2 separate regions of the Homo sapiens genome follow, and region 2 is linked to region 1. A link is a loop called in an ENCODE intact Hi-C map of the cell type or tissue named here. Cell type or tissue: gastrocnemius medialis. All regions are shown on one strand. Links, peaks and the distances in the headings refer to the core of each region. The heading gives the core; the rest is flanking DNA.

Region 1 (5,359 bases), core at 268-5,267:
AAATACCTTAAAACTGACTGAAGATGGAGATGATGTGATGATGGAGGGAAAGGAATAGATGATTTATCCTCTCAAAAGTAATCTGAAAATTCATGCAATGAAAACAGACAGGAACCAGCTGGAGAGAGGATGGATTTGGCGCCAGGTCACGCTGCGCTGAGACTCCTCGCTCTGTCTCTCTGAGCGCAGTGCCTGGTAGGTGGGTAACCTACCTCTTCTGTGTGATAGAGGTCATTTCTGCCTCATGGGGCTCTTTTGAGGATTAAATGAGATTGTGTAGTGGGCATGGGGTTTGGCAGCTTCCCTGGCATGACAGCCATCATGGGAAGTGTGGCCCTGAGCGGGGGCCAGCCCACCCTCCATTGAGCAGACGCGGTGCCACGGTGTTTTCAGAGTCCCCTACCAGTAATGGCACCAGCCCTGTGTTCTGGGGAAGAAAACAGCAGTGTTGTGGGGGACCGGTATCCTTTTTTTTAACATACTGAAAAAAAAATTTATTGAATCATTATGAAATGTATTTTTTATATAAGATTTGAAGTAAGGGTTTAAGTTTGTTCTCATGAATGAATAGCTGATGGTCCGGACACCATTTATGGATTCATTGGCATCGCCCCCACTGACTTCATATGCTCTCCTTAGAGTGTACCCAGCTCCCCCACCACGCTTCATGCACCTGTTGCTCCACCGCGCCTCCCAGCGTGAGCGCCGCCCGCCCCTCCCCCTGTGGCATCGTGGTGTCCTTTGACTGTGCTGGCTGGCGAGTTCCCTGTCCTCCCTCACTGGTCTTTCAAAACAGTTTTGGCTGGTTTTGTACATGTGTCTTTCATATGGTTTTTACTTCTATAGTCAGAAAAACTAAGCATTTTTCAAAGTCACATTTAGAATCATTCAATCCTTTCATGAGCGTGAGTGCCAAGTTCTCCTGTGGGCTTGCTGGACTCCTCTGCTCTGTCCCGGAGCGGGCTGGCCTCAGCCTCGGGATCTGCAGACACCCCCTTTGGCACTCTGCAGGCACACTGTCCTCAAACCTTCTTGCACCCAGTGCGAGGTGGGACCATTAGGATTATCCCCATTTCACAGATGAGGGACACTGAGGCACAGCAAAGTTGAGTAAGTTGTCCAAAACCCCACAGAGGTGGAGCTGGTCCTCAAACCTGAGCAGTGTGACTCATGCAGCTGCACTGGTAACCACCGTGCAGCCTCAGCTGTCCTTGGCCCTAGATACTCCTCCCAGTGGAAACATTGGTGACAACAGGAGCAGGAAGATGATCTGGCTGGTGGATGCCTCCTCCCCAGTATTGCCAGAAAGGCTTTCGAGGTCAAGTTCAGGACGTGTTTTCCTCTCACGAAGTGCTTTTCCTGGAGTTCCCAGCACCCTCAGTTCTAGTGCCCCTGCGTGTGGGTGGTCCCAGCATTCGGTTCTGTAGAATCAGGTGTGTTCTCTAATGCTGGGACTTTCTTCACGCTGTACCCAGAGGTACAGCAGTAGAACTGCGTGTCAGCGGTAACAGCGGCTGCCATCGAGTGTGTCGGCTAGGCGCTGAGATGTGCTCTTTGAATATGGGATCTCTTTTTGACTCTCCGGAACCCAGGGAGGTGGAGGTGGGGCATCTCCAGCTTGCATGTGAGGAAGCGGGAGTTGAGAAGCAGCAGGCAGGGCCAGGCAGGGCCGGGCCTGGGGCCTGGTGTCCGACCGCAGCCCAGCCCCCCTCATCGCCTGACACTCTGCCTCTGCACACAGGGCAGTGCCACACGCACCTCTCTGCAGAACCCCCCAGCTTACCCGAAAGGGTTGGCCTACCCAGGAAGCCAAGGGAGATTCACCCCAACACCTCCAAACATGAAAGCAGGTGTCCCGGCCGCCAGATTCCCTCGTGAAAGCACTTCAGGTGGTCAGACCGCTTCCCAGTGAGATCCCATCGGGACATGTTTCTAGTGCTCTTCAGTTCCTAGCATTCCCCGGGGAGCTGCGGAAGCATTTTCTCATGGACACACTGTCTCTTGTGAATAGGTTCCAGGTCAGCCCAGGAGAGCCATAGCAGCTGCTGGTGCCACCGTTCAGCAGGGGTGAGTGCCCTGCCTGCAGTCAGGAGGCTTGTGCCCGAGCTCTGGAACAAATCATCACTTAGGATACAGCTTCCCTGGAAAGAAATTAAGTGTCAGGACTTTTAGACCATAAGTTGCTTGAAAGTCGAGAATGGCAGACATAGGGTTGTGGTGTTGCCAGTCCACTGCAGGTGCTCCAGCCCGCGGCGCGGCCTGCGCTGCTGTCTTTGAGGCTGTAGCACAAGCATGAGCTCGGGCCCCCTCCCTGTGCACCGGAGACCCAGCCAGGTCCAGCCGGTCTGTCCATGGTGCCCCACCAGCAGCATCGTGCTGGGCAGTGCCGCCTGCAGAGTCATGGAGCCTTAGTTACTGAGCAGGTGCACGTGGGGGGCTTGGAAGGCCCCACTGCATTACCATGCCAGCTATCACACACCCCGTGCCAGAGGACTGCATGTGACACGGCTTGATTACGTGGCACTCGCTGCTGCAAAGCAAAGTCAGATGTCATCATGGAAACTCAAGCACCAGTCTTTTTCTCTGAATTGGAATATAGCTGTAAGAATGTGGTATGATTCTGTTCCTAAATGTGAATTGATTATTATGTTGAAACAGGTAAAAACCCCAAAATTTTCTTGTCACGTGTTCCTGTGTCTCTTTCGAAGTGTGTCACCTTAGGTCACTGTGTGGACACAGCAAGGGTGGAGGACGCTAACTTGGCCTTTGCAGTGATGGTGGGGTGGGACAGGTGTTCTGGGGCACGAGGGGCCCCTGAGAATCCCCTGCCTGGGTGTGTTTCTTCTGATTCTGTCCCTCACGTCTCTGTTTTCTCCCTTTTCTGTGCTCCAGAGCAGCCATCAGCAGGGACCCTTTCTACGAAATGCTCGCAGCACGGAAAAAGAAGGTCTCCTCCACGAAGCGACACTGAGCGTGCAGCCAAGGGCGTTGGTCTGCGGGGGCCTTGGAGCTCCTGCTCTTCTCCCGCACCTCCATGGATGCACTGCTGCCGAGCAGAGCGTCCTCTGCCAGGCCCCGCCCTGGATTCCTAGAGACTAGCTTCAGCTTTTGCTATTTTTTTTAAGTGGGAGAAGGGTGGGCAGTTATCACTGGGGAAGAGAGGACCGGCCACCTGTCCAGCATGGGCTCCAGAGCCTTCCTCTCTCACAGGGCAGAGCTCTTGTCGGCAGGGCAGCCTCCTGGCCAGTTTCTCTGCTCAGTGTTCTGGTAGCAGAGCTCAGAGCCAACTGTTTACCTCTTGGTTGTCCCCGTGAAGAAGCCTTCAAACCCTGCACCATAAATACATGTGTCCATATATTATTATATGTTAAGAGAAAAAGGTGGAAAGGAAGAGAAGCCACATACTATAAAGATCTATTTTTTTTTTTTTAAGAGAGAACGTAGGGCTGTTCAGGTGCATTCTGCCCTGGCTGCGCTGGGGAGCTTCTCCCTGGAGAAGAGCACCTGGGGCTGCGGCCAAGGGGCATCAGCCTGGGCCCGCGGCAGGGCCTGGCCTGCCTCTCCTGTGCTGTGGGAGCTCGCTGCCTGGTGCTTGTCTGGGCGAGATGGACAGGTGAGGTCGAGGACGCAGAGGGCAGAGGCCCAGTGGAGCCTCAGACGGCACAGTCAGAGTCGGGGGCCTGCCCTGGCCGGGGTCGCAGTCGGCAGCAGCGTGCAGTCCGGCATCTCCCGCGGATGCTTTTCCATCCCAAGTGCCTGCGGAGCGCCGAGGAGAGGAGAGAGCTGACTGGACGCTTACGTTATTTTCCTCCTTCAGAATCCAAGTTCTTGTTGGGCTTTAAAGTAGAAAGTCAGCATTTTCCTTGAGCTAAATACCTAATAACCAAAACTGTGAGGAAGGTTATCGGGACAGAGGTTCCGGATAACCTGTTTCATTTTGGGTTTTCTTCCTCTTCCCCAGACTCCAGTCCTCGTTCTAGAGGAAGGAGTAGGACTTCCCCGATCCCCGTAGGGCTTCAGCTTTTTCTGCCTCAAAACCAGCCCTAACTGGACTACTCTGGATGCATTTTGTGGTGGGCCCCCTAGAGGGGAAGATGGGCCTTTATCTGCTCCGTGGGGTGCACTGGAGTGAGGGGGGTGGCCGGGCTGCCTCTCGCATCTCTGTCTTCCCCTGCAGGCGCTGTGTGAGCTGGCCCTGCCCCTCCTCATTACAGTATGAAGGGAGCCGTGACACGCAGCATTTTCCTGCCGTTCTCTCAGGGACTCTCAGGGCAGCTCCTGCCACTCCGCCAGGGCCAGCATGCCAGTCCAGGCAGAGCAGGTGGCTGGCTGTCTGGCCGTCTCGCCCCGCCCCTCCACAGGACCCTGGACCAGGGCGGTGCAGGGCGCAGCCCTGAGGAGGCAGGTGGAGGAGCTGCGGGTTTTCACAGGGCCGCGTCGCCACGGCTCCTCTGATCCTTTAGGGTTGGCGAGCATCTCTGGAAATAGCTTTTGCAGAGGAGTGGTGGGAGGAATAGAGGGGGACAGTCTGTCACCTCCCTCCCCGCCACTTTGTGTAGATCCTACCTGGAGGGAATGGCTTTAGGCACTTTTGTGCCAGAGCTTGTGAGGGTGACAGAAGAGGGTCCAGGCTGGAAACCTGAACTTTCTGGGTGGGAGAACCAGGTGGTGCCTGCCGAGGTCTGGGCGTGTTTGGGCCGGTGCTGGAGCCTGTCCAGCTGGCCCGGGCCCTGGCCTGGTTCTCAAGTGTTTCCTAGACAGAGAGGCACCTGGGTCAGTATTAGTCTATTTATCAGAGGTGTAAATAATCTATGTATAGTTTTTCTCCTTTTAGATTATTTTGTATTTGTTTAAAAGAAGTTTTGTCAAAATACAAAAATATAAAGAAATGACTGAAAGTTGTTGACAGGGTTTTTAAGAAATAATTATTCTAATTGTTTTTGTTTGTTTGTTTTTGCCTTGTAAACTAGCGCCAAGGAACTGCAGCAAATAAACTCCAACTCTGCCCAAGCCATCTTTGTTGTTCGCGGTGTCTCTGGGCTCAGGCGGGGCCCTCGAGGTGGGAAAGGGGTGCTGACCGGACACTTGTGCAGGAGGGTGTTACTCCAGCTGCACCTTGAGTTCAGTTGTAACACCTTGAAAGTGGGAGGAGGGTTCTGTCTTCTGTTAAGAAGAGCAGAGTCAGAAAAGATAAGTAACTTAGTCTTTGCACCGCCCCCACTTTTTTAGAAGAAACGTGAAACATCAGTTTTAAATTAAGATCAAGAAATATGCCTTCAGTCAATATAATACATTTTTAGTATGATTTCAGTTTCCAGAGATGACTTCATAATGCCAGGGAATAAACAGGGAAAAGTCT
Region 2 (5,359 bases), core at 8-5,007, 120 kb before region 1:
TGACATCTTTGTTCCTCAGACGAGGGCATGGGTTTAGAAAGAACTGAACTCTTTGGCTGTGGTTTAGGGTTTAGCTAAGAGGGCATCGCTGGGGGTTCCATGCTGACCGACCACACATGGGCGTCGAGCCGTCCTCCTCTTGTCCTTCTCTTCACCACAAGGTGGCACTCAAAATTGTTGACTAATTATGAGTAGACTAGTTGGTAAATGACACTCTTGAAGTGAAGCCACAGGGGACCTGGGAACCTGCACTCGTGCTGACCCCCGTGTCTGCCTGGTAGTTCTGACCTGGGATGGCAAGATGTCGGCGGTCAGTCAGGATGCTATTGAAGACAGCAGACAGGCCCGGACTGAGACCGTGGTTGATGACTGGGACGAAGAGTTTGACCGAGGGAAGGTATGATGTGTGATGCTGACCACAGGCTTGAGGGAGCAGGGCGGCGTGGCTCAGCTCAGAGCCGGGGCAGTTGGAGGTGGCGGCAGTGGCATGAAGCGGCCGAGCATGAGAAGAGCCAGGCTGCCCAGGCCTGTCCGGGCGTGTGGCCATGGACAGGGCATGCATCCTCGCAGCTTCCGCCCCTTTGTCAATAGGGGGACTGCAGGTCGCCGTGCACAGGGGTCATTGTGAAGAGTGGGTCTCCAGAGAGCTCATGAGAGCCCGGCCTGTGTGCAGGACCTGCATGCAGCATGGAGCCCCGTGGGCCAGGAAAGAGCCGTTTTTGGGAACTGTGATGCCTGTGATTCTTGGTCTAGGAAAAGAAAATTAAAAAATTTAAGAGAGAGAAGAGGAGAAACTTCAACGCCTTCCAGAAACTTCAGACTCGACGGAACTTCTGGTCTGTGACTCACCCAGCAAAGGCTGCCAGCCTCAGCTATCGCCGCTGACTGTGCCCCTGTGGAAGGAGGTCGGTTCCGAGGGGGTGGGTGTAAGGGTGAGGTGGGGGTGTGTGTGCCGTGTATGTGTGTAGGGGTGTGGTGGGGTGTGGCGTGTGTGTATGATGTATGTGGGCTGTGTATCTGGCACATGTGTGTTGGGTGGTGTGTGTGGTGTGGGCGCGTCTGTGGTGTGTGTCCTAGTCACTTGGAGAAGGGTGTGTGTGGGATGCGTGTGTATAAGGGGGTGTGTGTGGGATGCGTGTGTATAAGGGGGTGTGTGTAGTGTGTGTTGGGTGTGGGGTGTGTACACCTGGCATCTGTGGCATGTGTTCTGGTCACTTGGAGAAGGGCATGTGTGGGGTGTGTGTGGGATGTGGGTTGTGTGTATATCTGGCATGTGTCCCAGTCACTTGCAGAAGGGTGACTTCTTGCCAGCCGCATCGAGATGCCATGCATTGGGTTCCTAGGTTGGACTCATACCCGAGGGTGGCAGTGGGAAGATTCGGGTCTCGTTTCTCTCTGTCAGGACTACCGTGGTTTGTTCTGCAGCCTCCTGGAGACAAGGCGTCCCTTCCCGGGAGCTGTCGGTCTGGATCTGAGGGAGCTCTCTGTGTGGGCTCTGCTGCGCTGGGAGCCTGTCACGGTAGGAGCTCTCCCGGTACCAGTGTCCACAGACCGCCCAACACAGAGGCTTTGAGGCTTCTCTAGATCGGAACCTCTTTGGTGACATTCCCGACCAGCCCTGCAAGAGAAACGACAGTGTGTGTGTGAGCAGAGGTGGCCGCACACCTGCTGGACATCTTTGCCAGGCTGTGCCTTCTCATGTTTCATAGACAGTGGTCTGTGCTGGCAGAGGCTGCTGCCCCTGGTTGGGGCTATCAGGAGAGTGGGGGATGGTGGCCACATGTCCCCCAGGTGGTCTCCCGGTGCATAGCTGGTGGCTCTGGGCAAGCCATCCCTTGCTTCTCGGGGCTGACGCCACCGTTGTGTCCGAGCCCGCCCTCCCCTGCTTCCTCAGCGGGACCCCTTCATCTGTTGGCCTTACCTGTCCTCAGAAAGGAAGAGGTGACCCCACCCAGCCACCTCTCCCTTTTATGGAACTCGAGAGGGTGGCCCTACTGTGCACCCCTTCCTTGTGAGTAGCTCTCAACTGTCCTGGAGAGCAGAGGCTATTTGGGGTCGGAGGAGCCCTCGATACCTGCGAATACATCTGCTTTCCAGGCTGCTGTTTATTCTGAGACGACTGTGCTGTAGCTTCCCTTGCAGCTGCAATAACCCGCAGGTCTTCACTGAGGTGGAGGCTTTGGGGTAGAATTCTCCATTTATTTTACTACTTAATACAAAACATTTATTTTTGACCAGTCCTGTGGCTTCCATTAGCAATATGTTTCCTTTCCCAAATATGCAAATAGTGGCTTTGTTTGCTCAATTTTGTGAGTGCTTTGGAATTTAAATGATTGTATAACTCAAGAAGATTACTTTTCTATGTTGCTCAAGCTGTGCCTGCCAACTTGTAACTTAATAAATACAGGAAATCCTCAGAGAAGGTGATATTTTCAGGAAAAAGACAAATGCCCTCATAGTAGTGGGAAGTGTGAAGGTGACCGTGAACATCCTTCCTCATCGGGTCTGTCCCCGTCATTTCCTCCCGGAGTCGTCGCAGGTGGAGATGGACAACGTGGTGTTGGACTTAGACCTCCTTCAGTGTGGCTCTGCTGGGCCAGAGGCATCCTGCTGTCCCGGGTGGCTGCCTCGCTGTCTGCACCCCCTCTCCCTGGGGCAGCTTTGCTTCCTGCCCCTGTGCTCGGGGCCTGGGTGGTTACTGGCGTGTAGATGGAATTGCTTTTTTAATATGGGAAGATACATTTATTTTTTTCCATGTGGGTGGGTGTCTCTTTTTGGATTTTCTTCTGTTTTTACGTTTCTCTTCTTAGAAGGGTGGGAGAGAATCAAGCTCCTGTGGCCACCTGTGTCCCAGCAGCAGTGAGTGGAGCTGCTCAGGGTGCCCTCTCCTGCGGACCAGTCTCTGAATGTTCAAAGATGAGGGCCTGGCTTCCGTGCTCTGGCTTTGTAACTTATCTGGAAGGGAAAGCACATGCCTTCACGGGCAGGGTATGTTCCTTTTCTTCTCGGGGTGTTGACTTGCATTCCTGTGTGAACTGTTCCCTCTGCCATGTTTACCGTGTGATGTTCTGTAGTTGAAAATGTTAGTTGTCTGCTGGCACAGAATTTATCTCGTTCCTTTCTCTCCCTTCTCTCCTCCAAATCAGTCTCTTCCCTTCTCCACTAGATAACTGTAAAACCTTTTCCTGGGGTACATACATTCGTTAACTCTTGGGCAGTGGTGAGCACGAGATGACTTTCTGCAGCGTTTATCACTGTTGGGTGGAGTCACGTCCCTTCCCTCCACCGAAGTCATCAACCAGATAGGGAAGGGAAAGATGAGGCCCAGAAAACGAGTTCAAACTCTAGGTCTTGTACACGTATGTAAGTAAATGTCAATAACCCAAGCCTTTGTCATAGCAGTCACTTGGTTGACTTAGGATCTGGGTCTGTTGAATTTTGTGCTTGGGAATGGAGCTGGAGGGAGTGGGGCCTGTGTACAGCAGCTACCTCTCCCAGGTCCTCTCACTTGCCTGCCCCGCGTCCTGGTTGCATGGCCGCACCTGTGTGTGTGCAGAGGTCTGTGTCCCATCCTCTGCACCTCCTTTCCGGGGGCCTGGGGAGCCCCACGTGTTGCCAAGATCTTGGTGCAATAAAATACTCCGGTTTTGTGAGTTCTGTGTCTTTGTTGGTTTCATTTGATTTTTTTTTTTTAAAGTACATCCCAACCACAGTCTCGCTGATTCCACCTGTCCTGGAAGTTGAGGCTGGGCTAGGAGGGGCAGGTAGGTCCCTGCAGGGAGCTCAGTGACCAGGAGGTTATGAGAGCAGCCCTAGTGAATAGGTGACCAAGAGGCTGAATGAACCCCGGGGCGCAGGCGGGTTGCCGTGCAGCGGCTCCTGTTGAGAATGCTGCTCTGCAGCTGTTACCTGATGTGTGTGGCTCCCCGCATCTCCCTTTAGCAACTTGGAAGTAAGCTTTCTCCACCCCACGGTATCCACCAAACACAGGGCATCATGTCTTCGCTTCTCTTTAGGGGTTTGGCTGGACACCCCAAAATGAGGACAGCCAAGTAAGAACAAGCGAGGTGAGGCAGCTCCTGCATCCAAACCAAAGGGGTGGCAGAGAGCAGGGCACACTGCTGACCCAGAGGCCTTCCTGCCAGCCAGGCTGTGTCTGAAGGCATTTGCGTTGTAGCCTGGGCAGCGGTTGAGGGGGTTCTGAGGCTTGGAGAGGTGGTGATCTGACACCAACGCTGGGTGCAGTGGCGACATGGGCGAGGCTGTGGTTTTTACTTTTTTTTTTTTTTTTTTTTCCCGAACAGAGTCTCCCTCTGTCGCCCAGGCTGGAGTGCAGTGGCACGATTCTCCGCTCACTGCAACCTCTGCCTCCCGGGTTCAAGCAATTCTCCTGCCTCAGCCTCCCAAGAAGCTGGGAGTACAGGCACGCATCACCACGCCTGACTAATTTTTGTATTTTTAGTAGAGATGGGGTTCCACCATGTTGGCCAGGCTGGTCTCTTAACTCCTGACCTTGTGATCCGCTTGCCTCAGCCTCCCAAAGTGCTGGGATTCCAGGCGTGAGCCACTGCGCCTGGCTGATCTCCATCTCTTGACCTCGTGATCTGCCCGTCTTGGCCTCCCAAAGTGCTGGGATTCCAAGTGTGAGCCACCGCGCCTGACAGGCTTTTCCATTCTTAACTGCCGTTTCCCAAACACTAGGGCCACTTCTGGGTGTGTATAAAAGTGAACACACTCACGTCGTCTCGCAGGCGGCGGGCAGAGTCCCACCGGCAGGACTGACGGCTCCAGGGCAGGGTGAGTGCTGTTAGGGAGATGCAGGGAGGCCATGAGGAGCCTGTCATGAGCTCTGCCTGAAGCACCGTGGGGTGAGGTGACATTCTGAAAGGGGGCTGGCAGTGGGAGCTGGCCAGCAGGACTCAGCTGGCTAACTGTAAGTCAGGTGCAAAAGCGCAGGGCAGGTTTTGTTTGACAGTTTGGACAAGAAGGGTTACCAAGGTCTGATGTGCTTTTTAGACTCCTGAGGCTGATAGTGGATTCCAGGCTGCCTGATGGCCTGAAAGGCGGCTGGTGGAGTGCAGAGAACAGCAGGTGAGCATGACCAGCCGCCAGGTTGGCTGAGAAGTGGCCAAGGCTAGAGCTAAGAGATTGGCATTAGTAGCATAGGCTAGAAGTGAGGTCACTTGGATATTTAGGAGATGGACTCAAGAGGTGAGATGACAGATAGGGTGGAATGTTCTGGGTGGAGTTTAAGATGATTTCTGCTAGGGTGGTTAGTTGGGTTCGGAGGCCAAGTAGTAGCCAGGGAAGCAAGCGGCTCACCGATGGTTTCAGGAAGGCCTTCAGGTGGTGAGAGATT

The links. Hi-C counts contacts between places; a loop is a spot of excess contacts. Peaks named below come from ENCODE experiments on the same cell type or tissue, not always from the same donor. Only the 100,000 strongest peaks of a DNase experiment are listed, where the experiment ranks them.
Region 2: it touches region 1 in a loop (7-fold over the local background); 1 of 110 quality-filtered maps calls a loop at or near these places.

What each region holds. Positions count from the first base shown.
Region 1 is chr17:78,673,703-78,679,061 of GRCh38, reverse strand. CYTH1 (cytohesin 1) reads left to right here. Exons shown (of 14, transcript NM_004762.6): 14 at 2,893-5,014. The coding sequence ends at 2,971. Among named protein-coding and RNA genes, the nearest start is that of SCAT1, 44 kb to the right of the region's middle. RefSeq lists enhancers at 1,860-2,359, 2,360-2,861, 3,125-4,003. In gastrocnemius medialis, for the core only: no CTCF peak of the experiment used is centred there; DNase peaks (open chromatin) are centred at 711, 1,201, 2,029 and 2,451; H3K27ac peaks cover 4,613 bases.
Region 2 is chr17:78,793,946-78,799,304 of GRCh38, reverse strand. USP36 (ubiquitin specific peptidase 36) reads left to right here. Exons shown (of 21, transcript NM_001385174.1): 19 at 282-397; 20 at 754-905; 21 at 1,426-3,653. The coding sequence ends at 885. Among named protein-coding and RNA genes, the nearest start is that of CYTH1, 14 kb to the right of the region's middle. In gastrocnemius medialis, for the core only: a CTCF peak has its summit at 163 (motif pointing right); DNase peaks (open chromatin) are centred at 2,950 and 4,598; H3K27ac peaks cover 4,482 bases.